Linked DNA regions of Homo sapiens: regions 2, 3 and 4 are each linked to region 1. Evidence: chromatin loops called from intact Hi-C (ENCODE). Cell type or tissue: A673. All regions are shown on one strand. Region 1 overlaps LOC105378066 (a long non-coding RNA gene). Region 2 holds the start of RGS17 (regulator of G protein signaling 17). Region 3 has its middle 82 kb from the start of OPRM1. Region 4 has its middle 100 kb from the start of RGS17.

Region 1 (8,000 bases):
TGTAACTGGCTTTCAATATGAAAGTTTTCATCAGTAAATCATCCCACTTTTTGCTTTGATGAGGATTAATCTTGCAATTTTAACTTATTGGCGCCAATTTTTCTTTCTCTGAAACTTCCTATAGAGTTAAACCTTCAAGCTCCAGTGAAGTTGGCTGACATTTCGTTATTTTTGTGTCTCATCAAATTATTTACCTTGCCAGGCATTTACCACCCACTCTTCTTCTGTAATTTCAATTCAAATTTATTTTAAAGAACAAATGTCTTGCCCTTGCTGATGAGAAAAGAACATTAGCGGGGAAACAGAGGAGAAAAACATAAGAAACTCATTAGAAAAAGAGGCATCATTTTTGTCACACCATTTGGGATATCATAGATTTGATGGGGAGGCACTGATGGAATATCCAAGCAAGTAAATCCAATTTTTAGAGGGTGCAATGCTCAGTTCTGCAAGGATTCTTAACTCTCATCTACTGAATTATGGCATCACATTTGTCTTGCCTCTGCCAAGAAATTCACTTGTAAATATTTCTAATATATACATACCTTTTAAGATAGTTCAATTTTTTGAGGCGCGAGAATGTCCTCTATTTCATTATGTTTATTTTTGGTCTCTCATGATGAAGCGAGTTGAAGCTGGCGTGCCTGGATGTGCTGCATAGGCGTAGATTACATGCACATTCTCACACTTCCTACTCCACTTTGCTTCTTCCTTCTGCCCCTCCACACCTGGCTGCCACCACCACATGCCCAAACAACACAAGGAAACAGTCTAAAAATGACCGAGCTATGAGTTTTTATATTAAAAGTGCATGGAAAGTTTTGAAATCATTAGTGCGATGCCACCTAATACTTTAATGTATCACAGCAATTATATTTTCATGCAAATTTATTAAATCACAACATATTCCAGACAACCTCTCCAAACTAGGTAACTAAGGTTAGTTTGAGGTCCTTAAGGGGGATGTGCGATGCAGTGTCAGAATGGTCTCTGCGTTCAAAGAGACCTGGGACAAAGTGTGCTTCCCCACTTAGCAACCTCGTTAAGTTATCTTACGCAAAGTTTAGCTGGCACATTTGTAACATGTCGATAGTGACATTTATCAAATAGGATTAAAGGGGACAGGTGTATAAATCTCTTTCCTTTGAGAAAATGGCAAAACCAAAATTGTCTTCCTAGTTTTATGTGTGGTTTTTACAGCAGTGACAACAAAATCATTGTTGGCTATGTGAACATTAACTCCAGGTCACACTTGCTCCAACAGGAGGCTTAGCAGGGGTCTTTCCATTCCACTGGCAGAAAGGAATGATGGATAGCAGGGGAAATAAAATACATGTGTAGATCTCTGCCTCATCCAAATATCCTGCTGAAATACCAGCACGGGGGGAACAGAAAGAAATGAGCCACCAGGCAAAGAGCTCAGGAAAGGAAGCAACAGTAAATGAGAAACATCAGTAAATTTTTAGAGGCTGAGAAACAGATGTATTAGCAGTCAGAGGCTTAGCAGAGCTGAGAAAGCTGAAATCCAGGGCAGCAGAAGAAAATACCATTTAGAAACGAGCTAATTTACAGAGCAGAACCCATTAAAGGCTAAGGAATTAGAAGCTCTATAAGCCTCAGGATGTGGAGGCAAGAGCTGGGGTGAACACTGGGAGGTTAATTGTGTGTCTCCATAAGAAGCCCTTAGACCCTTTAGAAGAAATTCTTCTTCATCTGTGCTTAATAAAACTACCCCTGTGACATTTATTCAATGCATAACTAGAACTAGAGGGAATAATGACAGAAGGAAGGGTAGGAACTAAGGTATCTTATTAGAAACAGAAATTAGATAGAAGTTTATGTACTTTATACCCCCTTCCACTGTTTCACTTTCTAAGAATGTTGAAAATTCTTTGTAAAAGTTTAGTGGCTCAAAGAAAATACCTACAGACATTGCTTTTTGGAAGAAGCCAAGTGTAACATTTGGTTCTTGCCCAGTTTCCTTTGGTTAAGCCCACTAGTTGACCACCTCTTGCTCCAGTACACAGAGATTTTTAACTGGCTTTGTAGTGCCTAATGAATAAAGAAAGTAACTCTTAAGGAAAAAAAGGTAATTCATGGAAAAGAAAGCATCAAAGAAGTGATAATATCTTCCAAGAGAAGAAAAAATCTAGGCACCCACAAAACAACCACTAGATGCTTTTTCCTGGAAAACAGACAAAGAAAGATCTCATAAGTGTCGCCCCTCCCCCTTATTCCTATGAATGTAGAAAAAAATCAAGTTGGTGAAATTTTTTAGAAAGAACAGGCAAATATATAAAAACTGCAGAAAAAAAGACAAGACAATTAGAGGATCATTGCAGGAGAGTCCAACATCCAAACAATAGAAGTTCCAGGAAAAGAAAACAGAATTTTTCTCAGAAAAATTCAGAACCTTCTATACCTATCAGAACCTTCATCAGAGCCTTCTATACCCACCACCATTGAAGAGTAGGCCCCTACCATGCCGAGAGTAACAAATGACCTCCTGAGGAGTTTAAACTCCATCATTAGCCTTCAATACAGAAACTGTGCACTGATGTTTCAGCTCACCCTTCCAGCAACCCACAAGTAAAAGTGGGGATCTTATACTCTCATCAGCAGGGGTCAACAAGGTATCATAGAGTGGGACTAAACAGCTTCTGTAGATCTCATTATTTCCATGAACGAGTGTCAACAAAGGAATCCAGACACCTGTTCTTTCCTTTACCCCAACATCCAAAGCTTCACCACTATCATCTTCCTTGAATCCACAGTGACTTATAAATATTATTACACCTTTTCTTCCTTTTAATGTTAATCATCTCTCATCTTTTACACTAATTTTCACAAAGGTCAACTATCCTCTGTTCTACTCCTTTTCTCCATTCTTTCAAAAATTCTGAAAGCTTTTTCACGATTTCATCTAGATATTATGGCTCATCATTATCAAATGTTATGTATGCTCTTCTCTGATTACAATATGCTCTTCCTCTGTAATTATTTCACCTTCTTGCTCTAACAGAATTCTGAGTGTTCTGACTACTCCACCTTCTTTGCAGCCCTCTTAAGTGGTAACTTTTATATTCTACCCAAGGGCATGTGTTGAGGAAATGTCCTTATTATTCCTCCTTGCTGTTTTCAAACCATTCTCCTTCCCTCCTCCCTAAAATCCTCTGTCTTTGAATATCATCTCATTAGATTGTATCCTCAACATGATTATCATCTAAGAGGGTCCTTGTCTCATTCTCACTGATTCCTTGATGATCCACATTTTTATTCCCTGTCACTCTTTCTGACATTACTTCTGATTTTCTTCCTGTTGATTTTAAGATACACATGGATAATATTTCTAACACATTGGCCTTTTTCTTTCTAAGACTCCTCTGCTTCAGTAATGTTACCCTTCGCCCTCCCTCAGTCATAACTCTGGTGGTCGTATTCTAGGATTTTTCATTGTCAATAACTGCAACCCCTCCATAATTTCAGTTTTATACATTTCTTGCTGACTGCCTCCACTAACATTTCACCTGACTTCATCTGACACTTTAACAGTCTTTCAACCCTACCAGGACCTCCAATTCTTAGGTCCTCCCTCATTTTTATTCCCTAACATTCTATTTTTTTTTCTTTATTCATCTGAAATTCCATGGTCAATCACTGCAGTCACCCTTGACTCTCTCAATCCCATTCTTCTCCCTGGTTCTTGTCGGGTAAAATCTCAAAAATGACTATGTCAGACTTTCTGCCTATACCATGCCTGCCCCTATGAATGTAGCTGGAGTTAAATTCACAGCTTTATTATTCTCGTTTTAAATCAGAACCAAAAACTTCAACCTGTTTTTAAAACTGACCAGTCATCATACCATATGCTCAGGAATCATACTGTATTACTGTAGTATACTTCATGCATTCTCCCACTCTCCCAAAAGATATTTCACATTTTTTTCTCTGCCTTCTGAACTTCTAACGTCTCTTCCTCTATCTCTCCTCTCAGCTGATCACTGTACCTCCTACTTTCCTTTAAAATTTGAAGTACTGGAAGAAAATTGCTACACATTGTCATCTCCACATCTATCTGCAACCTATGTTAGTAATCCTATATTCTGTTTTAACCCATTCCACAGCTTTATTAAGCACCTCTGAATAAGCTAGGGCATAGAGACGCAAACATGAATCCAGCATGGTTCTTGCCTTCACAGAGTGCGTGGTCTCAATATCTGGTCCAGCAGCCTTCAGGGAAGGTAGAATTCAATTGTCTTTCCTCTGGGGAAAAGACAACTTTATTACCTCTGCCCTGTTATTTACTGAAGGTTTAGAACTAGCAAACTCCTCTTTCAACTTTTATCCACCTGACAGCAGAGTGGAGAATTAAACAGCACATAATTATTCAAATTAGCAAGTATTAAATTCAGCTTATAATAATAAAGAAAAAGAGCATGGCACTGCTGATTACTGCAAATGATTAAGACTTCTGAGTAAGCGATGAGTGCTTGTACTTAAGGGCCGGCTGGTCCCATGGTGATGGCACAGTGCCATCTGCTGGAGTGCCAGTCCTGGCTCAAAATGTGATCCAACCAGAGAACGTGCTTCAAGAGTTGTGTAATTGGACTGACAATTCTGTTTCTGAAATCATGTCTAATTACAAAACTACTCAAAGATTTAACCTTCCTCAAGTCAGAAAAGAGGTTCAATCTGAGAGAAGAGACACAGTGTCCTGATATGAATCATAATGAATGTATAATTTTGAGAGCTAAAAGGGACTTTTGAGATCAGCTGGACCAAACTATTCAATCATTTTATAGATGAGAAGAGTGGGGTCCAGATGTCACATATGACTTCTCAAAGGTGATATTATAAGCATGGGATGGTGCTGGATCTAGAACTCTTAAATCAGTTATCCTTCTTCCACATGTATATTTTGTTCCTTATTTTCTACACTCAGCCGGCTGTTTTCTGTTAGGTGCTATATTATGTATTATCTAAATTATATTTATATTTCTTAGTATTTATTTATTTATAATTTTTATTTTACTTTAAGTTCTGTGATACAGGTGCAGAACATGCAGGTTTGTTACATTGGTATACGTGTGCCATGGTGGTTTGCTGCACCCATCAACCCATCATCTAAGTTTTAAGCCCCACATGCATTAACTATTTGTCCTGATGTGCTCCCTCCCCTCCCCACCACTGACAGACCCCAGTGTGTATTGTTCCCCTCCCTGTGTCCATGTGTTCTCAAATAAGTATGTATATTAAAAACTTAACTTCTTTATAAATGGATACGAGAGGTGTTCTAATTCAATTTCAGTTTTCATTTTACTGATGACAGTTACCTAAGGAAACGTTCACATTTCCTGACTCCTAGCCAGTGCTCTTTCTCCTATTTCAGTGTTGTTTTAAAAGACTATCTCAAACACAGACATGGCTGGTTAATTACAAAACAAAATAAAACGAACAAAAAGCCAACTAAATTGCATACCTTGAATTTCTGACAGCTTATAATAGCATTATTTTTAGTTTTTAAATAAAAATTATTATAGTTCTGAAAAGCTGTGCTCTCTCACAAAAGCCAGAATATTATAAATTTAGTTCTCCATTAATGCCTGGAAAAATTACTTCTTGCTGGTGCCAAAACCATGCTATAGTGACATTAAATGACAAACAGATGTTTTTGTATTGTGTTGTTCAAGAACCATGTTAATGAGATGAATATACTTGGAAATTTGGAAATATGCAATCAGATATGTTTCTATCTTACTAGATCTTACTTGTAAATGGGTTTGTGGAAATAAATTCAGATGCTATTTGAAAAGATGTGTCTCATGAGGTAATAAATATTTCTCTAGTAGAAAAGCAATATGGAAGGAGAAAAAATACATTAAAGTAATGTTTTTCCCAGCCAATAATTTGTAAAACATATATTCTTATTATATACCTTTCATAGGCAAACAAATCTAATTTTAAAACTAGTGATATGAATTTGTTTATTGGACAAGTGTTATTTAATTCCTATCACATGTTGGGCATCTGCCCACAATGCTAGGTGCTGCCATCACACAAATAAAAGAGCCCAAGAACTCACGGTGTAGGGATATAACACCGTGTCAACCAAAAAAAATCATTTGATGTTTTAAGATAATAGAAAAATCCTTCCTCATCCTGGATAAGAATCCTCTCCTGGTTTTCCTTCTGCATATCTCTGTTTTACTAAAGATATCTTTCATGAAATAGGCTGGCTCTAAACCTCCAGGACATGTTTGAGACACAAAAGGAACATAAAACGACTTTCCATTTTTCATTCAATATTTGCATATATTCATCTATCATTTATTTTTACAATTATCAGGGATTTATGATGGTTGCTTTCTCTAGATCAATCTGGACATAAGTAATCTTTGTAATCGTTAGCTTTTCTTCCACTATTACAGCTATTTATATCTCTTGTAACACTCTTTCAAGAATCAATGTGGTACAGTATGCTACTCATTTTATTAACAAATTAGAGCCTCTATGAATACTTTATGATGCCAGTTTCGCAAATCTATCCATGACTAGATGTGTCCCCAACCAACCTTTTGGTTAAAGTCTCTTTTTAACATTTGAATGATTCTTTAAATCTGGTCCTCATCTTGTCACCTGTCAGCTGTTCCACTGGACACATTACAGTCATAAGTCTTATTTTAAAAGGTAGGCAGAGTCAGGCGTGGTGGCTCATGTCTGTAATCCCAGCACTTTGGGAGGCTGAGCTGGGTGGATCACCTGAGGTCAGGAGTTTGAGACCAGTCTGGCCAACATGGTGAAATCCTGTCTCTAGTAAAAATACAAAAAAATTAGCCAGGCGTTTTGGCACTTGCCTGTAATCCCAGCTACTTGGGAGGCTGAGGCAGGAGAATCGCTTGAACCCAGGAGGTGGAGGTTGCAGTGAGCCGAGATGGCACCAGTGCACTCCAGCCTGGGAGGCAGAGTGAGACTCCATGTCAAAAAAAAAAAAAAAAAAAAACCCCAAAAAACCCAAGGTAGGCAGCATCAAAACAAAAAAGTAAGGTAAACCATAATACTTAAATACACACGAGACCATTTTTTAACCATGAAATTGCTGAGATAATAATTTTCTAGGTAGACTTCTATATTTTGTTTTTATTGTTAAGTCAATGTAAGATTGCAATAGAATGCCTCTTGACTGGTAATGGAGATCAATATTCAAACCTAATACTTAAATCCCAAGTGACAAGAAGATGACTAAAAATAACACAGGCTGCAAAAGTCTGAGTCATATAATGTCACTGAAGGGAACAATCAGAGGTTTGGTGAAATAGTATTTTTGTGAAGCAGTCTATTTAAAATGACCTGATGGTATTTATAATACTGAGCCGATCATCTCAAAAAATGATTCTCTAGATTGAATAAAGAGAATGTATTCAATATAAGAGCCAGTGGAGTATAGACGTTAAAAACAGAGGTTCTGGAAGAAATTTCCTAGATTTGGGTGTGGGCTTTTACAACTACTGACTAGGTGATCTGGATCAAATTATTCTGTACTGAAGTTTTTCCATCAATAAAATCTCAATCACAATAATCCATACTTCATAACTTTCTTGTGAAGGCCAAATGAGTTAGTATGTAGAAATCACTCACACCAATGCCTAAAATGCCCAACAGGATTATTTAATTGTATTCACCCTCAAAATTTTGCAGCAGTGTGGACCTTAGCAGTAGTTAATGTTTTATGAATTCATATGATTTTTAAACATAAATAACAAACAAATACACAAACATGAAACCACACAAGTAAGCCTCAGTGATCCTAAAACTGGAAAACATAGAATCTTATTCCTACCCATGTGTGTGAGCTATCTAACCTGCCTTAGTAAGATAAGTTAGATAGCTTTCAGTAAGCTATCTAACCTATCTTAGTAAAATAAGACAAAAATGTCCTTGTATTAGGGATGGTCTAAGGAGAAAGTTCAGTCATAAGTATAAAATGTTAGAAAATGGATTCG
Region 2 (8,000 bases), 180 kb before region 1:
AAAGGATTATTTTAAGGTTTTCCATAAAAATATATTTGTCTGAGGACCCTTGACACTCCCTTGGAAATGTCATATAATTTTACGCCTCCACAATGCATTCACACTTACACTCTAACTATACCAATCAGGTGAAATAAAATGCTTTTAACATCACATAGCATTATTCTCAACCTCTGGGTATATAGCGGTCCTTCGATTTGCCCTCTTTGGTAGTGCAGTATTCTCAGTGTTAAGTAAGCAGAGTTGGAGAGTATCAGAAACAGGATTCTCAGCAGAAATGTGGTTGAATGGACTCCCAGCCCTCTTGGCATCGTACCTCATCATCCATGCCTACCTTCCTTTTCCAGGAAAGCCCATGTATTTTAGCAAACGGACTTCTGACACAAAGGCCATTATCTCTACGGCTTTAGATTAAAAGGTAAAATCTTTCTTAGACTTTACTCTGCAAGTCAACCAGAATTTTGATCAATTCAGATTTAAAATTTTCACTTTTACTTGGCTGTTACAGTAAGATCAAACGGGTAAGAATATATATTTCTCCTTTTCTTCAAAGACCGTGGCCCTCGTGGTAGGAAATGTTAAGGAAGGTTTATTATTATTATTATTTATTATTATGCAAAAGTATAAAATGGTCACAGGAATAAGGAACTTAGACCTTAAACATGATGAATTCAAATAAATAAGTACCTCAGAGGAAGAGCCCTACAACCAAAGAGATACCTATTTGAGAAGGAAATGCTGTTTGCCTTAGAATGAACAGGATAGTAAATTAACTCTCCTTGTTAATTCCCTTCCGTGGGGACTAAACGCCAAGGAGTAGTTGCGGAACTATAGCAAAAAGGGTCGAAATCAATCAGCATAACAGACACCTTATGTTATTTGTTCTGTAAATTCGACGGTTTTCTTAATCGTTCAGACTAATTTCAGGAGGAAGGATGAGTGCCCCTGGCTCTGAGATCACGTGTCATTGCCATGGAGATTTATCTTATTTAATAAGTAATACCACTCAATCTTTTTGTAATAACGAACACTTCTTTTCTTGTTACCTCAAACTAAATAAACTACTCTCCTATGGTGGCTCTAAGTGCGGGTTTCAAAAGACTATAAAAACTAGTGAATAAATCCAGTCTCCCATGAGTGTGCTAATTACTGTTTTAGTTCATGTTAACAGAAGAAATGGCTTAACAACAGTAACAACTGGAGGAGGTCAAACTTCTCATTCATTTGTATTAAATCACCCTTCCATTAGATAGGAGTGCTATAATGCATATTTCTTGGATAATACTCTCACTACAGAAGACTTCGGAAACAAGTACAATGTACTTTAAATGTTTCACGGTTTGCAAATTATTTCGTACACGCAGCGTCTGGCAGTTGTGAATCGAGGAGGAAAGCATTATTTTCCACTACACTAATAAAAATCAATTCTCACGTCTTCAATTAAATGATTTTCAGAAGGGTTCATCACCCGGAAAACCAGTATGTATGAACGCCGGAAATGCAGATGGCACCCAGCCTCAGAACTGCTTATTCTAGATGGGAACCAAACTAAGATTTCTCTTTATTATTTGTGAAAGCCATCCCACGCTGGAGAGAATCTCGCCGTAAAACAATTTAAGAAAAGAAAGAAATAACTCTGAAGAGTGTGAAGTTCTCCAGACAAATCTTATAGTGAATCTTTTGAAAGAAGCATTTATGGAAAGGTCAGGGGAGGTCAGGAGAGTTATGCCAGGAGCCAGGGTCAATCGTCCCCGGGCGACAGGGGTTCTCCCACGTGAACCGACGTCCCGGGCTCCGGGCGAGGCGCAGGGCTCAGGGCGCAGGGCGGGTCCCGTACGCAGGGCGGGCGCGCGGGCATCTTTGTGGCCAGGCGACCCCGGCTCGCTCTCCCGGAGCCCAGGGACTCCCGAGGCTGGCGCGGGCTGCCCGCGACAAGGTGCCAGCAGCCTCGGGCTCGCGAGGAGCAGCTCCCACCCGCGGCTTCCGAGTCCAGCTCTGTCCCTCCGCCATCCCCTAGTCCTCCGGCATTTATTCAGGGAGACAGGGAGGCAGAGAGAAGAGGAGAAAGCGGCCGTGTCTGCACCCAGCCTCTGCCGCAGCACTCGATGAGGGACAGCAGGGAGGCTGGCGGGGAGGCAGAGATTAAACTATGATTCCATCGATCACGGAAAGACCACCATCACCTACAGCAAAGGAGGCTCCGATGCGCCCACCCGGGCAGCGACTCGCGGTTGGTGGGCGTTCCTCGTCCTCGCCCCCTCGGTGGCTGTGGAATCCACCCCGCGCCGCACACGCCAGGACTCCCTTTCCTTTGACTAAGGGGAGGGGAAGGAACAAAAGAGACCCCCCACCCCCTATACATACATACACATACACACACACACACACACACACACACCCCTCCGGTATTTTACTGCTGGTCAAAGGATTCATTTTCGCAACCTCTTCTTCGAACACCTTCCCCACCTGAGCAGTGCATTTTCCCAAAGGTAAAGAGAGATAAGGGAGGAAACACAGCACCCAAGGTGATCAGTCGATTGGACACTGTTGATGGCACATTCTCCTCGTTCCCAACCAACCGCACAAAACCCGCAACACCTCGCGTCCCCGCGGGGTCTCCCGCGCCCCTGGCCCGGCCCTCCCGGCCGCCCCCAGCAGGCGCCCCGCTCTCCGCGGGAACTCTGGGACCTGGCCGAGCGTTCCCCGGCGGGCAGGACACTCGCCCGGTTCCCTGCAGCAGCTGAGGGCGGCGAGCGGACCGCGTCCAGGCAGCGACGCGGGATTCAACTTCCCGGACCCGCGGCGCGGCCCCCGCTCCCGCTCAGGGCGCCGCGGCCACAGCTGAGACCCCAGCGCCGCGCAGCCGCCCCCGCCGGGGCATGGGCGGTCGCGCTCTCCGCCCCCTCCTTCCTTCACCTCCCCCCTACCTTGAAAAAAATCCATCCATTGGTGCAAAGCAGACATTTTGATGTCATTTACTTAGCACCGCTTGTTTTGGAGGCAGCGTCTTACCCGGTCGCCTGGAGGTGTGGGCAGCGCGCCGATGGGTCCGGGGGAGCGGGGCTGGGCGGCTCGGTCCTCTAGCGGAGCCGGTTTGCTGCCATCCGCCCAACTTCAGCACCCAGCGGGCGAGGAGAGAGGGAGAGCGGCGAGGATGCAGAGGAGGGGGAGGGGGAGGAGGGAGCGGTGGGCGGGGAGGGAGCGAGAGCCGCTCGGCAGCGCGCATGCGCCTCGCGGGCCGGCGCAGCCCCTCGCCCGGCGCGGCCGGAGGGGCAGCTTCCCAGCCCCTGCGCGCGGCCGCGAGAGTCCCGGCCCCGCCCCCTCCCCGGGCGGCCCCCGGCCCCGCCCGACCTCGCGCGCTCGCCTGGGCGCGGCGCCCACCGTGCGGAGGGGCTCGGCCGGGACTCTCGGCTTCGGTGACGCCCGTCCGGAGCTTCGCGGGAGGCCCGGAGTCCCGAGAGCTTCCCTGGGTGACAGCGGCTCTCCGCCCGGGCCCCTGCAACTCCACTCGCCCGTAGCCCGCGCGCTGCTGTCCTGGGCTGCGCGGGAGCCTTGCACCCAGGAGCCGGCCTGCCAGGCACAGCAGCCTGCCTGCTCCGGGTCCCGGAGGAAGCATTCCCTGCGTGGGGGTTCAAGGAAGTGTGAAGTTAAGCAAGTTTTGCTTCCCGAAGGACTTTATGAAGCGTCCTTTACTTTATTGACTTCCTCGCCCAGAAAGAGGACCTTTTCTCCTAAGAATCAGTGCAGGTGCTCTCTGGCCTAGCCCATGCCAGCTGCCTCAGGCGCCCGGACCACTCGCTGGAGCAGAGTTTTGAGTGAGAAAAGCCGATGACAAGGCAAGAGTGGAGAATTATTAACGGAGGTGCTGATGCTTGGGGCCTAGAGCATCCTTAGGGGACAGCTTGGTAGTTACCAGGTCTGATAATCGTTCTGTGCCCAAGTGGAGCCCAGCTTGGTAGGGAAGGAGCTTGGGATACTTAATGCAACCCGAGCGCTAGATTGCATCTCCAATGATTAGACTAAAGTGTTTGTGCGGAGGAAGTGGAGAAGCAGTGTCTTGCTCTTCAGATACCACATCTGTGGGAAGAGGAGGGAGTTCCTGCAGGAGTGAATGGGCTTTTTTTTCTTACACCTAATTAAAACAGATTACTTGTAAATCTGTGTGAGTTCCCCTTCCTTGTGTGTTCATGTAAGCAAGCGTTGTGTTATTTCAGCCTACTGAACTCTCCTGTGCCTCCATCCTCATAGACTCACGGGTACTTGGGTTAAATATGTCTCAGGGCCTCCTCCAGGGCCTCCCATGGCTTTGAGTACTAGTGCTCTTCAAAGTGTCTTCATTTTTGTTGGATTTCACAGAAGTATTTGTCTTTGTCTTCCAGGCTGCTATAACAAAATACCATAGACTGGATGGCTTATAAACAACAGAAACTGATTTCTTACAGTTCTGGAGACTGGGAAGTCCAAGATCAAGATGTAGGCAGATACCTTATTTGGTGAGGGCCCAATTCCGAGCTCATGAACTGCTGACTCCTTGCTGTGTCTTCACGTGGTGGAAGTGAGCAAGGGAGCTCTCTGGGGTCTCTTTTATAAGGACACTAGTCCCATTCATGAGGGCTCCACCCTCATGACCTAACCACCTTCCAAGGGTTCCACCTCTTTATATCATCATCTTGAGGGTTAGAATGCGAACATACGAATTTTGGAGAGACAAACACGGCTAGTCCACTGCAGTATTGATTCGCGGTGGATAAAGATAAAAGTTCTTCACCAAAAATGATTTGAGCAGCGTTGAATCCTATATAACTTTCAGATTTATGTCTTCAGTCCTGTCCTGGCCTCACACAGAACTCTTATGTCCTTCACTACCTTTACATCTCCACTTGAGGAATAATTGTCGTAGCTGGTATTTATTGAACAATTACTACATGCTAGGTACAGATCTAAATTCTCCTCATATTTCGTATTCGTTGTTCACAACAACCCTACAAGGTAGATACTATTATTATCATGGTTAACAGGCATCTCAGAAGCGGAACTCCGGATATCCACCCCCTCCAAACCTGTTCCTCCTCAAATTGTTCTACTCTGTTGTTCATTCCAAAAATTTAGAAGTCATCCTCGTTTTGTTGCTTTCTTTCATCCCCGCACTCAATTAATTAGTCATGTTTTCTTCACCTCCAAAATATATTTCCAAGGTATCTACTTTGCTCCCTCTCTACTGCCATAACCTTAGTCCAAGCTATTGTCATCTCTCACCTGGGCAACCACAAAAGCCCCTATTCTGTCTGCTCATTTCTATCCTCCACAACCCCGAACAACACCCTCCTAATGAGAGGTGACAGCGTGCCGGCAGTCCTCACAGCCCTCGCTCGCTCTGGGCGCCTCCTCTGCCTGGACTCCCGCTTTGGCGGCACTTGAGGAGCCCTTCAGCCCACCGCTGCACTGTGGGAGCCCCTTTCTGGGCTGGCCAAGGCCAGAGCCGGCTCCCTCAGCTTGCAAGGAGGTGTGGAGGGGGAGGCGCGAGCGGGAACCGGGGCTGCGCGCGGCGCTTGCGGGCCAGCTGGAGTTCCGGGTGGGCGTGGGCTTGGCGGGCCCCGCACTCGGAGCAGCCGGCAGGCCCTGCCGACCCCGGGCAATGAGGGGTTTAGCACCCGGGCCAGCGGCTGCGGAGGGTGTACTGGGTCACCCAGCAGTGCCAGCCCACCGGCGCTGCGCTCGATTTCTCACCGGGCCTTAGCTGCCTTCCCGCGGGGCAGGGCTCGGGATCTGCAGCCTGCCATGCCTGAGCCTCCCACCCCCTCCATGGGCTCCCCTGCGGCCGGAGCCTCCCCGACGAGCGCCACCCCCTGCTCCACGGCACCCAGTCCCATCGACCACCCAGGGGTTGAGGAGTGTAGGCGCAGGGCGCGGGACTGGCAGGCAGCTCCACCTGCAGCCCCAGTACGGGATCCACTGGGTGAAGCCAGCTGGGCTCCTGAGTCTGCTGGGGACGTGGAGAACCTTTATGTCTAGCTCAGGGATTGTAATACACCAATCGGCGCTCTGTATCTAGCTCAAGGTTTGTAAACACACCAATCAGCACCCTGTGTCTAGCTCAGGGTTTGTGAATGCACCAATTGACACTCTGTATCTAGCTACTCTGGTGGGGCCTTGGAGAACCTTTGTGTCTAGCTAAGGGATTGTAAACGCACCAATCAGCGCCCTGTCAAAACAGACCACTCGGCTCTACCAATCAGCAGGATGAGGGTGGGGCCAGATAAGAGGAGAAAAGCAGGCTGCTGGAGCCAGCAGTGGTAATCCACTCCGGTCTGCTTCCACACTGTGGAAGCTTTGTTCTTTTGCTCTTTGCAATAAATCTTGCTACTTGCTCACTCTTTGGGTCCACGCTGATTTTATGAGCTGTAACACTCACCGCGAAGGTCTGCAGCTTCACTCCTGAAACCAGCGAGACCACGAGCCCACCCGGAGGAACGAACAACTCCAGACGCGCTGACTTAAGAGCTGTAACACTCACCGCGAAGGTCTGCAGCTTCACTCCTGAGCCAGCAAGACCACGAACCCCCCAGAAGGAAGAAACTCCGAACACATCCGAACATCAGAAGGAACAAACTCCAGACGCGCTACCTTAAGAGCTGTAACACTCACCGTGAGGGTCCGTGGCTTCATTCTTGAAGTCAGTGAGACCAAGAACCCACCAATTCCGGACACACTAAGAGCTGAAGGATCTTTTAAAAACAATCAGAGGCCGGGCGCGGTGGCTCACGCCTGTAATCCCAGTACTTTGGGAGGCCAAGGCAGGTGGATCACGAGGTCAGGAGATCGAGACCATCCTGGCTAATACAGTGAAACCCTGTCTCTACTCATACAAAAAATTAGGCGGGCATGGTGGCGGGCGCCTATAGTCGCAGCTACTCGGGAGGTTGAGGCAGGAACATGGCGTGAACCCGGGAGGCGGAGTTTGCAGTGAGCCGAGATGGCGCCACGGCACTCCAGCCTGGGCGACTGAGTGAGACTCTGTCTCAAAAAATATAAAAATAAAAAATAAATAAAAACAATCAGGTTGTGTCATACCCTTTCTTAACACGCTCAAATGAGTTTTTTTTTTCATTGCACTTCAAACACAATTTGTAATTCTTAAGACAGCCTGGAAGGTTCTATATAGTATTGTCCCTAACTAGTTATCTTATACCACGCTTCTGTAGATCATAGCTAGTGTGTTTTAGCCATGTAGACCTGCTTATTTGGGTTTCTTGAAGAAATCTAACTTGTAATATTTGCTGTTCTTTCTGTTGGGAATCCTGTGCACCAGATCTTTGCATAGCAGACTCCTTAATATCACATAAGTGCCTCCGGAAATATCACTTTTCAGAAGGCTTCATCTGACCACCCAATCTAATCTGCCCCAGCGAGTTCTTTTCTGTTGGATCCCCTTATTTCATTGTCTTTAAAACACTTCACTATCTGAATCAGCTTGGATTCATTTGTTTGCTTATTCATTCTCCTCAGCCCCTGCTAAAGTAAAGAATCTCAAGAGCTTTGCTTTCACTTTTCAGTGTTTTATCTCTAGTGCCCAGAACAAGATTTGACACATAGTATATGCTTAGTGAATGAAGGATGGATTGAAAAAATAACAAACTTAGAAAAAGTGTTCTTTATTGTTTGCTGATGCTTCTTCTTGGATCCTAATTGCCGCCTTTCAGAATCTGTTGCTTTTCAGAAGTGAACAGATAGACCACGTTGTTTCCTCTGCCCAACCTATCACAGATGGTGCCATGATAGACTACACTGTTTCCTCTGCCTAGCTCACCACACATGGCTGCATGCAGGGGTGCTCCTTTAAACTAGATGATAGGGTAAGGTTCCCAGAACCCACTTTTAAAACAAGCATATTCAATAAAAAAGGGACCCTTCCATAAATTCTTATAATGGCTATTTGGGCAATTTTTATATGACAACTTGGCTATTCTGCTATTCATTTAATTGCTTAAGCCAAATGTAAC
Region 3 (8,000 bases), 640 kb after region 1:
AATCTAGACTAAAGCAGCAAAAAATAAAACATTAAAGGCGGGGCACAGTGTCTCATGGCTGTAATCCCAGCACTTTGGGAGGCTGTGGCAGGCAGATCATGAGGTAAAGAGATCAAGACCACCCTGGCCAACATGGTGAAACCCTGTCTCTCTAAAAATACAAAAACTAGCTGGGCATGGTGGCACACGCCTGTAGTTCCAGCTACTCGGGAGAGTGAGGCAGGAGAATCGCTTGATCCCAGGACATGGAGGTTGCAGTGAACCGAGATTGTGCCACTGCACTCCAGCCTGGCAACAGAGGGAGACTCTGTCTCAAAAATAAATAAATAAATAAAAATTAAAAATTTTAAAAATTAAAAATAAAGTAACAACATATGTGAGACAGTTGAAAATTGGAACAGTCACTGGATATTTTATAGCATTGAAGAATCGTTGGTGATTATTTTTAGATAATGTTACTGTGCTTGGGTTTAAAAAAGAGTTCTCTTTAAGAGGTGTAAACTACAGCATTTACAGAAGATATAATAAAACTGCTTCAAAGCAATATGGGAAGGATGAGATATACTTGAAAAATACTGACCATAGATTAATAGTTGAAGATGTGTAATGGTTACGTGGGATTTCAATGTACTCTTTGGTCTACTTTTACATATGTTTGGAATTCTACATTTAAAAAAATGACAGAACAATATGCTTGGGGATCTTGAAGAACAAATGGAACTTAAATTAGAAGTTAAAGAAAAGCTTCTTAGTGCAGAGTAAAGGTGTATATGTTTAAGTAGGCACAGTTCATGAAACGTAGTTTCTGGTGGCTGTTGCTTGGAGTTTAAAAATCAAAGGGAATATAAGGCTGGAATGTTAAGTAGAGATCAGGTCTTGGAGAATTTTGTATCCTATAAAATGTGGTGTACTTTACTGTAAGGGAAGCGGGGAGACATTAACAAGTTTTAAGCAGGAGAGTTAACACCAATGGAGTTGAATTCAGAAAGCTCAGGTAGCAGCTGTGAGGAAAACTGATTGAAGTGAGGACAGACAGCAGCAGAGAAAACAGTTAGAAGCCTGTTATAGTAATTCATGAGAATTTTTTTTATTATACTTTTCAGTTCTGGGATACATGTGCAGAACGTGCAGGTTTGCTACATAGTTATACATGTGCCATCGTGGTTTGCTGCATCCATCAACCCGTCATCTATGTTAGGTATTTATCCTAATGCTATCCCTCCACAAGTACCCCACCCTCTGACAGGCCCCAGTGTGTGATATTCCCCTCCCTGTTTCCATGTGTTCTCATTGTTCAACTCCCACTTATGAGTGAGAACATGCAGTGTTTCATTTTCTGTTCCTGTGTTAGTTTGCTGAGCATGATGGTTTCCAGCTTCATCCATGTACCTGCAAAGGACATGAACTCATCCTTTTTTATGGCTGTATAGTATTCCATGGTGTATATGTGCCACATTTTCTTCATCGAGTCTATCATTGATGGGCATTTGGGTGGGTTCCAAGTCTTTGCTATTTTGAACAGTGCTGCGATAAACATACGTATGCATGTACCTTGATAACGAATGATTTATAATCCTTTGGGTATATACCAAGTAATGAGATTGCTGGGTCAAATAGTATTTCTGTTCTAGATCCTTGAGGAATCACCACACTGTCTTCCACAATGGTTGAACTAATTTACACTCCCACCAATAGTGTAAAAGCATTCCTGTTTCTCCACATCCTCTCCAGCATCTGTTGTTTCCTGACTTTGTAATGATCGCCATTCTAACTGGCATAAGATGGTATCTCAGTGGTTTTGTTTTGCATTTCTCTAATAACCAGTGATTATGAGCTTTTTTTCATATGTTTGTTGCCTGCATAAATGTCTTCTTCTGAGAAGTGTCTGTTTATATCCTTCACCCACTTTTTGATGGGGTTGTTTGCATTTTTCATGTAAATTTGTTTAAGTTCCTTGTAGATTCTGGTATTAGCCCAAGAGTAGACCAATAACAAGCTCTGAAATTGAGGCAGTAATTAGTTGCCTAACAACCAAAAAAAGCCCAGGACCAGATGGATTCACCGCCAAATTCTACCGGAGGTATGAAGAGGACCTGGCACAATTCCTCCTGAAATTATTCCAAACAATAGAAAAAGAGGGACTCCTCCCTAACTCATTTCATGAAGCCAGCATCATCCTGACACAAAAACCTGGCAGAGACACAACAGAAAAAGAAAATTTCAGGCCAATATCCCTGATGAGCATCAATGTGAAAATCCTCAATAAAATACTGGCAAACCGAATCCAGCAGCAAACAGAATCCGATTGCAGCTTATCCACCGCAATCAAGTCAGCTTCATCCCTAGGATGCAAGGCTGGCTCATCATACACAAATCAATAAACATAAACTATCACATAAAAAGAACCAATGACCAAAACCACATGATGATCTCAATAGACGCAGAAAAGGCCTTTGATAAAATTCAACACCCCTTCATGCTAAAAACTCTCAATAAACTAGGTATTGATGGAACATATCTCAAGATAAAAAGAGCTATTTATGACAAACCCACAGCCAATATCATACTGAATGGGCAAAAGCTGGAAGCATTCCCTTTGAAAACCAGCACAATACAAAGATGCCCTCTCTCACCACTCCTGTTCAACATAGTATTGGAAGTTCTGGCCACGGCATTCTGGCAAAAGAAAAAATAAAAGGTATTCAAATAGGAAGAGAGGAAGTCAAATTGTCTCTGTTTGCAGATGACATGATTGTATATTTAGAAAACCACATCGCCTCAGCCCAAAATCTTCTTAAGCTGGTAAGCAACTTCAGCAAAGTCTCAGGATTCAAAATCAATGTGCAAAAATTACACCAGTAATAGACACCAGTAATAGACAGAGAGCCAAATCATGAGTGAACTCCCATTCACAATTGCTACAAAGAGAATAAAATACCTAGAAATACAACTTAAAAGGGATGTGTAGGACCTCTTCAAGGAGAACTACAAACCACTGCTCAAGGAAATAAGAAAGGAAACAAACAAATGGAAAAACATTCCATGCTCATGGATAGGAAGAATCAATATCATCAAAATGGCCATACTGCACAAAGTAATTTATAGATTCAATGTTATCCCCATCAAGCTACCATTGACTTTCTTCACAGAATTAGAAAAAATTACTTTAAATTTCATACGGAACCAAAAAAGAGCCTGCACAACCAAGACAATCCTAAGCAAAAATAACAAAGCTGGAGGCATCATGCCACCTGACTTCAAACTATACTACAAGACTACAGTAACCAAAAGAGCATGGTACTGGTACCAAAACAGATATATAGACCAATGGGACAGAACAGAGGCCTCAAAAATAACACCACACATTGGCAACAATCTGATCTTTGACAAACCTGAGAAAAACAAGCAACGAGGAAAGGATTCTCTATTTAATAAGTGGTGTTGGGAAAACTGGCTAGCCATATGCAGAAAACTGAAACTGGACCCCTTCCTTACACCTTATACAAAAATTAACTCAAGATGGATTAAAGACTTAAACATAAGACCTAAAACCATTAAAACCCTAGAAGAAAACCTAAATAATACCATTTAGGACATAGGCATGGGCAAAGACTTCATGACTACAACACCAAAAGCAATGGCAACAAAAGCCAAAATTGACAAATGTGATCTAAGTAAACTAAAGAACTTCTGCACAGCAGAAGAAACTATCATCAGAGTGAACAGGCAACCTACAGAATGGGAGAAAATTTTTGCAATCTATCCATCTGATAATTTAAAAAAAAAAAACGAAAATTGACAGGACTTAGTGATTGGATATAAGAGATCAGAAATACAGAAAGTCTAGGACAACTCCCAGGTTTTTGGTTTTGTTACCCATATGGATGGGATGTAATTAGATTAAAATAAAATTGGATTAATTTTTTCAGCTTTTTGGGGACTCTTATAATGTATCTTGAGCTAATAAGTGCTTAGATATTACAAAACAAGAACTGTGAATCACAACTAAGAGATGATTCTGACACTAGTGTCCATTAATGTGAAAATCAGCAGTCACAGACTATGGCTCTCTGAATCATGCAAACGATTCTCTATGCAATGATAACTAGACATTTAAATGTTCTGAGTCATAGTCTTGCAATCTTGACAGTGCAGACAAGAATATATGCTTCCTAATCACTTAATGAAGAAGAAAATTTTTTTTTTCTGGATTTAAAAAAGACATTTCTAACCGATGGAAGCATTTGACATTTGGTATTTGGCATTTGAATACAAAATGAATGTTATCTTTTTACCACAATTTTCTGAGTTGCTCTCTATAAAAGACTCTTTTTGTTTGTTTTTAATTTATAAAGAAAAGAGGTTTAATTGGCTCATGTTTCTGCAGGCTGTACAAGCATGGTGCCCCTGAGGTAGGAGAATAGGGCCTGGAGACTGGGAACCTGAGGACTTCCTAGAACTAAATTAAATGGAAACACTTCAGCAATAACACGAATGTGAATGGCTTTGTAACTTCACTTCATCCTCTTCATTTACATAGGCGACACACACCCAGTAACATCCTCTCCATTTACATAGGGTACATACTGAGTAAATGACTTTGTAACTTGACTTCATCCTCTTTATTTACATAGAGCATACACCAAGTAACCCATGGGAAACCTCTAGAGGGAACTGAAACTCCAGAAAATTCTGTAACCAGCGCCCTTGACCTGCTTGCTGGGGCCCACTCCCACCCTGTGGAGTGTGCTTTCATTTTCAATAAACCTCTGCTTTTATTGCTTCATTCTTCCCGTGCTTTATTTGTGTGTTTTATCCAATTATTTGTTCAAAATGCCAAGAACCTGGACACCCTCAACTGGTAACACCAGCATCTGTTCAGCTTGTGGGGAGGCCTCAGTGAGGTTTTACTCATGGCAGAAGGTGAAGCAGGAGCAGGAGCAGTGAAAGAAGGAATGAGAGAGAAGGAGGGGCAGGGGTGCCACACTTTACAACAACCAGATCTTGTGAGAACTCACTCGCTATCATAAGGATAGCTTGAAGCCATGAGGAATCCTCCCCCATGACCCAAACACCTCCCACCTCCAACATGGGGGATTATAATTCAACATGAGATTTGGCAGCGACATATATTCAAACCATATCATTCTACCCTCTCCGCCCAGCCCCGCTCCCCCCTCAAATTTCATGTCCTTAGAAGAAAACCTAGGCGATACCATTTAGGACATAGGCATGGGCAAAGACTTCATGACTAAAACACCAAAAGCAATGGCAACAAAAGCCAAAATTAACAAATGGGATCTAATTAAACTAAAGAACTTCTGCACAGCAAAAGAAACTATCATCAGAGTGAACAGGCTGATGGGGGATCATATTTCAACATGAGATTTGGCAGCGACATATATTCAAACCATATCATTCTGCCCTCCCCCCCACCACAAATTGCATGTCCTTCTCATATTGCAAAATACAATCATGCCTTCCCAACACTCCCCAAAAGTCTTAACTCATTCCATCATTATCTCAAAAGTCCCAAGTCCCATACCAAAGTCTCATCTAGAGATGAGTTCCTTCCACCTGTGAGCCTGCAAAATCAAAACAAGTTATTTATTCCCGAGATACATGGGGTTACAAGGATTGGGTAAACATTCCCATTCCAAAAGGGGGAAATTGGCCAACAAGAAGGGGCTTCAGGCTCTATGCAAGTTTGAAACCTAGCAGGGCAGTAATTAAATGCTCTAAAATAATCTTTGACTCCATGTGCCTCTGCGTGGGGGCTCCAACCCACATTTCCCCTCCACACTGCCCAAGTAGAGGTTCTCTGAGTGGGCTTGCCCCTGCAGCAGACCTCTGCCTGGACACCTGGGCTTTCTCATACATCCTCTGAAATCTAGGCAGAAGCTGCCAAGCCTCTTTCACTTTTGCACTCTGTGTGCCTGCAGGCTTAACACCACATGGAAGCTGCCCTGACTTATAGCTTGCACCCTCTGAAGCAGCAGCTCAAGCTATACCTGGGGACCTTTGAATCAAGGCTGGTACTGGAGCCGCTGGGAGGTGGGGAACAGTATCCCAAGGCTTCACAGGGCAGCAGGGGCCTGACCTCAGCAACCATTTTTTCCTCCTAGGACTCAGGGTCTGTGATAGGAGGGGCTGCCTCAGATCTCTGAAAGGCCTCTGAGGCTTTTTTCCATTGTCTTGGCTATCAGCACCTGGGTCTTTTTAGTTATGCTAATTTCTATAGCAAATGGTTACTTTGCAGTCTACTTGAATTTTTCTTGAAAAAGCTTTTTCTTTCTTTGCCACATGAGTAGCATTTTCCAAAATTTTACACTCCACTTCCTGTTTAAATATAAATTTCAACTGTAAGTAATTTCTTTGCTCCCACACCTGAGCTAGGCAATTAGAAGTAGCCAAGCCACATCTTGAAAACTTTGCTGCTTAGAAATTTCTCCCACCAGATAACCTAAATCATCACTCATTAGTTCAAACTTTCACAGATACCTAGGGCATGACTACAACACAGCCAAGCTCTTTGCTAAGGCATAACACAGGTGACCTTTGCTCCAGTTCCCAGTAAGTTCCCCATTTCCATCTGAGACCTCATCAGCCTGGAGTTCACTGTCCATATCACTGTCAGCATTTTGGTCACATTTAACTAGTCTCTGAGAAATTCCAAACTTTCCCTCATCTTCCCGTCTTATGCTGAGCCCTCCAAATTCTTCCAGCTTCTGCCTGTTACCCAATTCCAAAATTGCTTCCACATTTTCAGGTATTTTTATAGCAATGCCATAATCCTCAGTACCAATTTTCTGTGTTAGGCGGTTCTTGCAGTGCTATAAAGAAATACCTGAGACAGGGTATTTTATAAAGAAAAGAGGTTTAGTTGGCTCATGGTTCTGCGGACTGTACAAGCAGAAGCTTGGCTTCTGTAGAGGCCTCAGGGAGCTTTTACGCATGGCAGAAGGCAAGTGGAAAAAGGCACATCACATTGTCAGAGGCGTCTGAACCAGAGCAACTCCATCTTGAAGAGGTGGTGGGTAAAATAAGGCTGAGACCTACTGGGCTTCATTCCCAGGAGGAAAAGACATTCTAAGTCACAGGATGCGATAGGAGGTTGGCACAAGATACAGGTCATAAAGATCATGCTACAGTTTGCAGTAAAGCAGCAGCCAAAACCTACCAAAATCGAGATTGCAACAGGAGTGACCTCTGGTCATCCTCACTGATACGCTCCCAGCAGTGCCATGACAGTTTACAAATGCCATGGCAATGTCAGGAAGTTACCCCATATGGTCTAAAAAGGGGATGCATACATAATCCACCCCTTATTTAGCATATAATCAAGAATGATAAAAATGGGCAGCCAGCAGCCCTCGAGGCTGCTCTGTCTGTGCGGTAGCCATTCTTTATTCCTTTACTTTCTTACTAAACTTGCTTTCACTTTATAGACTCATCCTGAATTCTTTCTTGCACGAGATCCAAGAATCCTCTCTTGGGGTCTGGATTGCGACCAGTTTCCAGTAACAACATAGTGAGAGCAGGAGCAAGAGAGCAAAAGGGCACATATTTAATAGTTGTTTTCTTGTCTGTTCCTATGGGTTTGGTGTAAAAGTGTGTTTTAAACATTAAATTTATGATTCTAGCCATTAAAAGAGATATGTGAAACAGTAAAGCAGCATGAGTTGCTAAAAAGGTCTTTAATAATACAACTATTTCCATTCCCTGGTTTGATGGGTCCAGGAAAGGGAGAAGGGAAAGTCCAGGATGTATCTTGAAGCTACATTCAGATAAAAAGTGTATTGTTTATATTAGAACAGATGTTTATCTGTGCTGCTTTCCAAAGCTAAGGGAAAGTAAAGAAAGCTAAAGCCCAAGCCCACATTTGGTCACCAAGGAAGGTCTTCAAGTTCAAAAAGCCTATTTGCCTCAATTCACTGAATCTGAGAGGGTGGGGGGCTGGCACTGTCTTTAAGTAGTTACCAACCATTGCACCATGGTTC
Region 4 (8,000 bases), 81 kb before region 1:
CTGATCGGTCATGGACCAAGCCTTTATTTGCATAGGGTGTAACCAATTGGAGGCCTCTAAAAGGTACCTAAGGGTGTTACCAAATTATTTTAGTCTAATAAAAACCCCAAAGAACAGTGCAATCAGGGCCCTTGAACTGCTTGCTGTAGCCCATTCCCACTCTGTAGAGTGTACTTTTGCTTCAATAAATCTGTGCTTTCCTTGCTTCGCTCTTTGTTGCTTTGTTTGTGCATTTTGTTTAATTTTTCGTTCAACAAGCCAAGAACCTGAACAACTCGCAGCCAGGACTTTCCATCTATCTTTCAACCAACGTTATCTATCTTTCAACCAAAAAAGTACCATGAGCTAAAATAAATTAGTCCTAAATACACAGATTTGTTTTAAATTCAACAACATAAATGTCAAAAATTATCCCAAAAACCTATACAAGTAAAATATTAAGATAATAATAAAAATAGGGCTTTACTCAATTATGTTTTGGAAATAGGCAGAAGTGAAATAATTTTTGCAGGTGTAGATTCTGTTTTCAGGTTTGAGATTAATATGGTCTTGCTTATATTAGAGGAATGTTCATATCCTCATCAGAGCCTTTCCCACAAATCCCTGATTGGTTTAAGAACAGTAGGAGTTTGCGTTTAGTAGGGTTTTGCAATATGCTGGGGACGAGAGCCCTTGATACTGCCCCTCTTAAACTGCAGGCGTGAGTGCATTTCTGGCACCTACCACGTGGTTCTTTGAAAAAGCAAGATCCCTGGGAATATACATCTCAAATTCCTTTCTAAAATATGACAGGTTAGTGAAGTTCATTTTCATGATCAATGTCTTGCTAATGTTTTGAGATTTTATGGACAAAGAAAAATTTACAGATGTATATGTATTTTGCTGCCAGTAAATGAACCACTTTTAAAACAGTACTCCTTTGAGTTTTTTATTGGTCTGAAACACATGCAAATAGTTAATATATTAATATTTTATATACCAGTGCTTTTCAAACTTTAATGTGCCTAAGAATGACTTAAGGATTTGTTAAAATGTAGATTCTAGTTCAGAGATCTAGATTCTGCTGTTCCAGGGACTTTGAATAGCAAGGATGAGAGCGATGACCAAATTCAAGTGTAACTGAAAATGAAGACTTGGAAATGAAGAGCCTTATGAACCAATATGAGAGTTTTTAACTCTATTTTGAAAGCTAAAGGAATTTGATCTGTCATGACCATATTTTTATTTTAGAGAAATCACTCTGGAAGTTGTTTGAGTATGTATTGGAGGGGAATTGGACTAGAGCCAGAGAAACTACCTAGTAGACAAAAAGTAATCTAGTTACCCAGGTACAGCCCGATTAAAGGCTGCAGGTCCAAGGACCACAGAGAGCCAATCTATAGATGACACTAAACTTGACAAAAATATAGTGCCAGTTAAGCCAGACTTTCACTTATGGCCTTAGGTAACTGATGAAAAGTAAAATGATCCTGCTTCTTGCAACATCGGCTATAGATTTGAGCACAAAATAGGACACCATGTCTTGTTTCTCCTAACGTATGTCTTGTTGATTTTTGTTGGAGGTAGAGGTGAATACTATAAGGGGCAACTTAGACCTCGTATTTGACCACAAGACCAGCCAACTGAAGCCTCTTGAAGTTTGAAGTTTCTTTTTACCATCTGTTTCCTTCTAAACTGGAATAATGCAGGAGGTAGTATGGTAACATGGAAGTGAACTGTACTTTACCATCTAAATATACCTCCTGAGATACGGCATAGTTCATGAAATTGATGTAGTGAAAAAAGCCACTTTTAGTATATCCAAGTAAAGTATCTAGATGCCCAGTAAATACTAGTGACTAATGTTATCTGGTAATGAATGAAGAAGACTTTGAAGTAAAACAGAATTCCAAATAAGTAAAAATGCAATGTTCTATCACTAAACATGATCAGTCCTTTATTTTGGACATAAAGAATATGCTAGACATATTCTAGCTGGGTTCAGTATGCCAACAAAAAATGGAGGTTGAACCAACTGTTTAGAGAGTATTTGTTTGAAAAGGGCCTAAGTAATGGCCTTGTATTTTCACTCATATGTATATAACTGTAGGTGGGATTTTGAATACATTTACAAGAAATTAAACAATAAAAGAAATCAGATAATGGAAAAGGGAAAGTGTTCATTATAACTCCCTTTATCTGGAGAGTCTTATCTAACACATATAAGTAGGAGTGTCAAGGAAATACTTTTATTTGAATAGACATTTTTGAATTAACTCTGGATGTTTTTCTCTTCCTGGTAGTCTGATTCCTCCTCTTGCACTCTTTCCACTATTTTTAGTGCTAGTGAAGAATAGGCTGGGGTGTCTGTGTGTGTGTGTGTGTGTGTGTGTGTGTGTGTGAATGATTCTGAGGTAGGAGAAGGTTCTGATGTACGGGAAGTTGTTATCCCTCAGGAAGAGAATGTAGACATCTTTCATGGGAAAAACAGAAGAGTGAAGGAAATCCATACAGCTGATATTAAAGGGCTATACTTAGTTTCACATTTAGGGATTTGCGGGGGGAGATCACTTCGCAGTGTGCAATAGTGCAGCCATAGTAATTGAGAAGTGGTGATAGTGCATTCAGACAGAAAAAGAGCAGAAGTTGAGCTCCTCCATGCATGTTCTGTCTAAGCTCCCATGTGGCCCAGAAGGCATTTAGAAATTCCCAGGGGGGTAGGGAAAGAAGATGAGTTTGGAAATTTCAGACCTATTATTGGGCTTCTACAGAAAGGGGCAGTGTGACCTTAGGACAGAAACAAAGGTTCAGGGCCTAGACAGAAGCCACACTGAGAATATGGCCAAGATCATGGTGGGCTGAGTCAGGAAGGGGACACTATGCTCTGAGCTTACTGAAAAGAACAGACCACTAGATTCACCAACTCTTGACTTCAGAAGTGGGTGTCAGCAGGCACCAGCAAGCAGAAAGGAAAATGCCATTGTGTTGCAAGGGCGAGAGGGCACTCAGAACATAGGACAGTATCTTGCACATGGCTCCAAGGGCCTTGCCCCCTTCTGCCATGATTATGTATAAGGATTCCCATATCCAAGTACCATCTGGAGTTGGAACTTAATATAAGGTGTCATTACTTTAAGAAAATGGTTACGTCTTAAAAGTAACCATGCCTTACATTGTTTTAAATAAAGAAAGAATTGGTTATAATTTCTTTGCGCTTTACTTGATTAAAAGCTAAACAAATGTGACATTTTACCTTTCAATTTAAGCAGTGTTAGTTTTCTAACCTTGGAATTTAAAAAAAAATTCAATTTAAATTCAAACTGCTCATTACAGAAAGTTAAGAATGATCTTCTCTAGCACAGTAGTCAGTATTTTATCATTATTATGCCTATCTTACATGGTAATGAAAGTTGTCGAGCTTGTGAAATAGGATATAATGACTAGGGATATTAAAATTGATCATATTTCTCAAATTCATTAACAATTAGATTCTTGACAATGCCTTTAATTATTTTCCTTCTGTAGCATGTTGGCTTGGGTAGTTTTTACATCATGGAGGGCATAAAATGTTTTAACATGTTTCAGGAGAAAGTGGTTTGCTTGTAATTTGTATCTTCCTCCATGTGTACAACTTTAATTTTGACATGGATATGGTCCAAAGATACATGAGAAGGGTGGACAAATGATTCACTTTTAGAGGTTTATAAGACTACTCCTTAGTTCACTGGAAAAACTCATTTGCTAAATGGACCCTCACTGCTCTGTGAGATGTTTACTTTGCTCTTATGTAAGTTCAGACTGCTTCGTTCTTCTAGCATTAACTTAGTTTTGGCTATTTCTTCTTATCCCTTTTCATGGTATATAAATGCTCAGCAGACACTTAAAATCATGTGAAAGACAAACCAAACTACTTTTATTTTAAAGCTAATTTTCTGAGTGTAATTTTCTTATCTGTGAAATAAGAGTTGCACCATAGAAAAATATTTTTTTAAAAAAATGAATGAAGCAAATCTGATCACTTTAATCTCTTTGTTGTTTAAGGTTAACATTCCCCTAAACACCCTGAAATGTAAAAGAAATTTTAAACAAATTGAGGGTACTCTCTATATTTCCTTAATTAGTATATTTTTGGAAAGAGTATGCTGTATACTGTTTTTGTTCAAAATCTTTTCCTCAGATAAATAATAGGGACATTGAATAGAAATAAAATGATGCAGAGGGTAAAAGGCTATTGTGAGACTTTGCTTTCTTTCAACAATTAATATATATGTTTTCACATTCAGTTGCGTTTGGTGATTACAACAGAGAATTCCTTGAAAATCGCAGAAAGATCAGTACCTGTCACATGCTAAATGTGGTATAAATTATGCCAGCTGCGTTTCTAGGCGCCAACACCAGACGGCGCTAAAACACTGCAGTTAGTTGCCTGCCTGCCAGTCGAGGTGATGTTCACACTTCGTTCTACGCACAACGCGTGTTCTGTACATATTGCTAAACTGAGGGATGGGCAGAGAAGGGCAAACTGTAACTACAGTTTATTTTAGCTCATGTTTAAATACAGGATATACTCTGTTTTCCTTCTGTACAGGAGAGGGAACTCTTCACAGGTGAGCTCAAGAATGCATTTCATTACCCTTTGTCTCTTGTTCTTGTTGGCAAAAATCAGTGGTTAGGTGCCTGAGTGTGAGCAAAGAAATAACTGGCTATATCCGTCTAAATTAATCACTAGTAAGGAAAATTAGGGAAGTTACAGGAAGTAAAGACCCTCAGGCAAAGGCTCAGGGATAATTTAGAAAGAACTAGAAGGGTGCATGGTGGGAGTGTAGTGAAGAAGCAAACTTGATTTTTGAAAACCCAGAAAAATATAAGAACTAGTTTTCTTCTTTTTCCCTGATGCTATTGCCTTTCAAAACGATGAAATAGTAAATGGTAAATTTTGAGATTGCATGTTATAGTCAATGCAAAAGTTTTTAAGAAAAGCAGATATACTTGCTGCTTCTTGAGTTAGAATATAGAATGAGAGATCTAACACAGCAGTGGCTGTGTTATAGATAGAAAATGTGATGGAAAGCAGTTGCAAAGCTGGGCATAATTCCATAAAATTTTTCTTTTTTTAAGATATATTTGCTAGTAAGGCAGTATACACACAACAGAGCACTTCAGTTTCAAATTATGTTAAAACATCTATGAAGTAGTCAGCAGTATCATAGATTTTTTGCTTCTGCCATTCAATGAGGCCCTGTCATTGACAGAGCTTGGTGACTACCAATTGTTGATGTTGATGGGCTATGCTGGGGCTCTCAGGAGAGCTGGGGTCTCTGTTCTCTGAGGTTTTCTAAAATTCTGAGATCATATGGTTTCATAACAATGAAAATCACTTGATAGCAGCAATGGAGTTGTCGTTATGAATACCGATTTGTTTAACTGTTAGTTGTGAACACCTAGGAATGAATTTGCTTCTTAATGGCCATATTATATTGGACATTCTCAGAAAAAAAGGTTTTTAATGAAGAAAATAAAAACCAAATTTCAAAATATACTACAATTATATTTTCTATTCATTAGACAAAATAAGAGAAAATGAAAAAACCATAAATTGATGACTTTAAAACTAAAAATAGGTTATTTATTCTTAAACAAGAATTTATTTCTTCTTTAAGAAATATAATAGCTGAGAACCTCAAAAGAAACCTACACCTAAGGAATGATGTGAAGTAATAGGTACCTATGACTTCTAAACTTATTGTGTATGAATTTATTCACATCTATCATCATTTATACAAAAAACACTTAAAATTTCACAATCTCTCCTGTTCCCACAATTTATAACAGAAAAAAATGAGGAAAACAATTAATAGGAAAAATTACTGTTAGACAATACAATACAATACAATACAATACAATACAATACAATACAATACAATACAATGCAATGCAATGCAATACAGTACAATGCATGCTTCTGCAAATTTTGTAGAGAACATATGTGATGACAGCACAGCAGTTAACTTTTGTTAAGATTAAAACAGTCGTGGTGCGGTGGCTCACACCTGTAATCCCGGCACTTTGGGAGGCCGAGGTGGGTGGATCACCTGAGGTCAGGAGTTCGAGACCAGCCTGGCCAACATGGTGAAACCTCATCTCTACTCAAAACACAAAAATCAGCCAGATGTGGTGGTGGGCGCCTGTAATTCCAGCTACTCGAGAGGCTGAGGCAGGAGAATTGCTTGAAACCGGGAGACCGAGGTTGCAGTGAGGCCAAGATTGTGTAACTGCACTCCAGACTGGGTGACAGAGAAAGACTCTGTCTCGGAAAAAAAAAAAAAAGATTAAAACAACACAATTGTGATTTTGCGATTTGATAGTGAAGAGAGATTTTCAAATTTATTCCTCAGTTTTTTCTGAAAATGAAAATGTTGTATAACCACTTAACAATTTACCTATTTTCAGGAAATAATATTCGATAAAACGTTATACCATCACTGATAGGAAGGAAAAAAAGCATTCTTAATTTGTTTTTTGTTAGTTGACTTGTTTTTTTTTGGCGGGGGGCACAATTTCTTATGACAAGACTTTGAAAAGATCAAGATCTTCAAGATGGCTTCAAACTTATCAACTTGTAGGTATTCTTGTAAATATAAAGAGAAATGTGAAAGTAATATGCTTCAATAATCAAATTAAATTAGCACAATTGCAATTTTTGTTTGAATCAAGATGGCTTAATAGTTTTATGAGGCTACACATTATGGAGAATATATTTTACTCTCCTAAGCCAAGAGAAAACTTCAGGACCAACTAAAGTGTACCCAAATATGCATTTATCATATTTTATTTGTCTATATTACTCTTCAATATAATGGTTTTATGATGTAGAATATCTTGATATTTTATACCTTTATCAGAACCTTTATACATGAACACAAACTGTATACCTACATCTTTAGATTTTGGTACTAAGACAAAGGGGTCAGTTACAAGTGTCTGAGAGTTGTTTGGTTGGTAAAACTTCTAGAAGATAGTGAGTTCTGAGAAAATCATGGTAACAGAAAGTAAAACTTGCACATGTGGTGTTGTGAAGAAAGAAATTGAAATGGCAGTTACCACTTAGGTAAAAGGCTAATAAACCCGATTTTAGAAGACATGAATATCTGCATTTTAGGATTCTTTTCTTGGTTTGAATAAGTGATTCGAGAATCCCAACTGGACTGTCAGAATGGATGTTAACTAAATAGAAAAGGATTCTTGAGAAAAAATGGATAATGTAACACACAGTACAAATTTGAAAAACAACAAACATTTGTGATGAAATGCAAAGAAACTGGAGCTCCTGGCTGGGCGCAGTGGCTCACGCCTGTAATCCCAGCACTTTGGGAGGCTGAGGTGGGTGGATCACCTGAGGTCAGGAGTTTGAGACCATCCTGACCAACATAAAGGAACCCCGTCTCTACTAAAAATACAAAAAATTAGCTGGGCATGGTGGTGCATGCCTGTAGTGCCAGCTACTAGGGAGGCTGAGGTAGGAGGATCACTTGAACCTGGGAGGCAGAGGTTGTGGTGAGCTGAGATTGTGCCATTGCACTCCAGCCTGGGCAATGAGAGCAAAACTCTGTCTCAAAAAAAAGAAAGAGAGAGAGAGAGAGGGAAAGAAAGAAAGGAAGGAGGGAGGGAGGGAAGGAGGGAGGAAGGGAGGGAAGAAAGAAAAGGAAGGAAGGAAGGGAGGGAGGGAGGGAGGGAAAAGAAAAGGAAGGAAGGGAGGGAGAGAGAGAGAGAGAGAGGGAGAGAGAGAGGAAGAAAGGAAGAAAGAAAAAGAAAAAAGAAAGAAAGAAAGAAAGAAGGAAGGAAGGAAGGAATAAAGGAAGAAAGAAAGAAAAGGAGAAAGAAACTGGACCTTCCACCTCCTGGGTAGTTTGGAATTGCTCAGTCTAGCATCCGATTTTGTAACTCTGATAAGTCTGAAACAAATACATATATTGATGAAAAGTTGACGATAAATAAAGCTAAAATTATCATCACATCTCCAA

What was found. Hi-C counts contacts between places; a loop is a spot of excess contacts. Peaks named below come from ENCODE experiments on the same cell type or tissue, not always from the same donor. Only the 100,000 strongest peaks of a DNase experiment are listed, where the experiment ranks them.
Region 2: a loop joins it to region 1, with 4 times the contacts of the local background. A loop is called at or near these places in 2 of 110 quality-filtered maps.
Region 3: it touches region 1 in a loop (3-fold over the local background); 3 of 110 quality-filtered maps call a loop at or near these places.
Region 4: a loop joins it to region 1, with 10 times the contacts of the local background. A loop is called at or near these places in 13 of 110 quality-filtered maps.

The regions. Positions count from the first base shown.
Region 1 is chr6:153,308,294-153,316,293 of GRCh38, forward strand. All of the region lies in intron 5 of LOC105378066 (a long non-coding RNA gene), which reads right to left. Among named protein-coding and RNA genes, the nearest start is that of RGS17, 180 kb to the left of the region's middle. In A673, a CTCF peak has its summit at 4,564 (motif pointing left); DNase peaks (open chromatin) are centred at 1,558 and 4,538; H3K27ac peaks cover 3,562 bases.
Region 2 is chr6:153,128,112-153,136,111 of GRCh38, forward strand. RGS17 (regulator of G protein signaling 17) reads right to left here and starts at 3,171. Exons shown (of 5, transcript NM_012419.5): 1 at 3,013-3,171. RefSeq lists a silencer at 3,053-3,102. In A673, no CTCF peak of the experiment used is centred here; a DNase peak (open chromatin) is centred at 3,170; H3K4me3 peaks cover 2,348 bases; H3K27me3 peaks cover 2,693 bases.
Region 3 is chr6:153,952,938-153,960,937 of GRCh38, forward strand. No RefSeq gene overlaps it. Among named protein-coding and RNA genes, the nearest start is that of OPRM1, 82 kb to the right of the region's middle. In A673, no CTCF peak of the experiment used is centred here; no DNase peak of the experiment used is centred here.
Region 4 is chr6:153,226,851-153,234,850 of GRCh38, forward strand. No RefSeq gene overlaps it. Among named protein-coding and RNA genes, the nearest start is that of RGS17, 100 kb to the left of the region's middle. In A673, a CTCF peak has its summit at 4,380 (motif pointing right); a DNase peak (open chromatin) is centred at 4,411.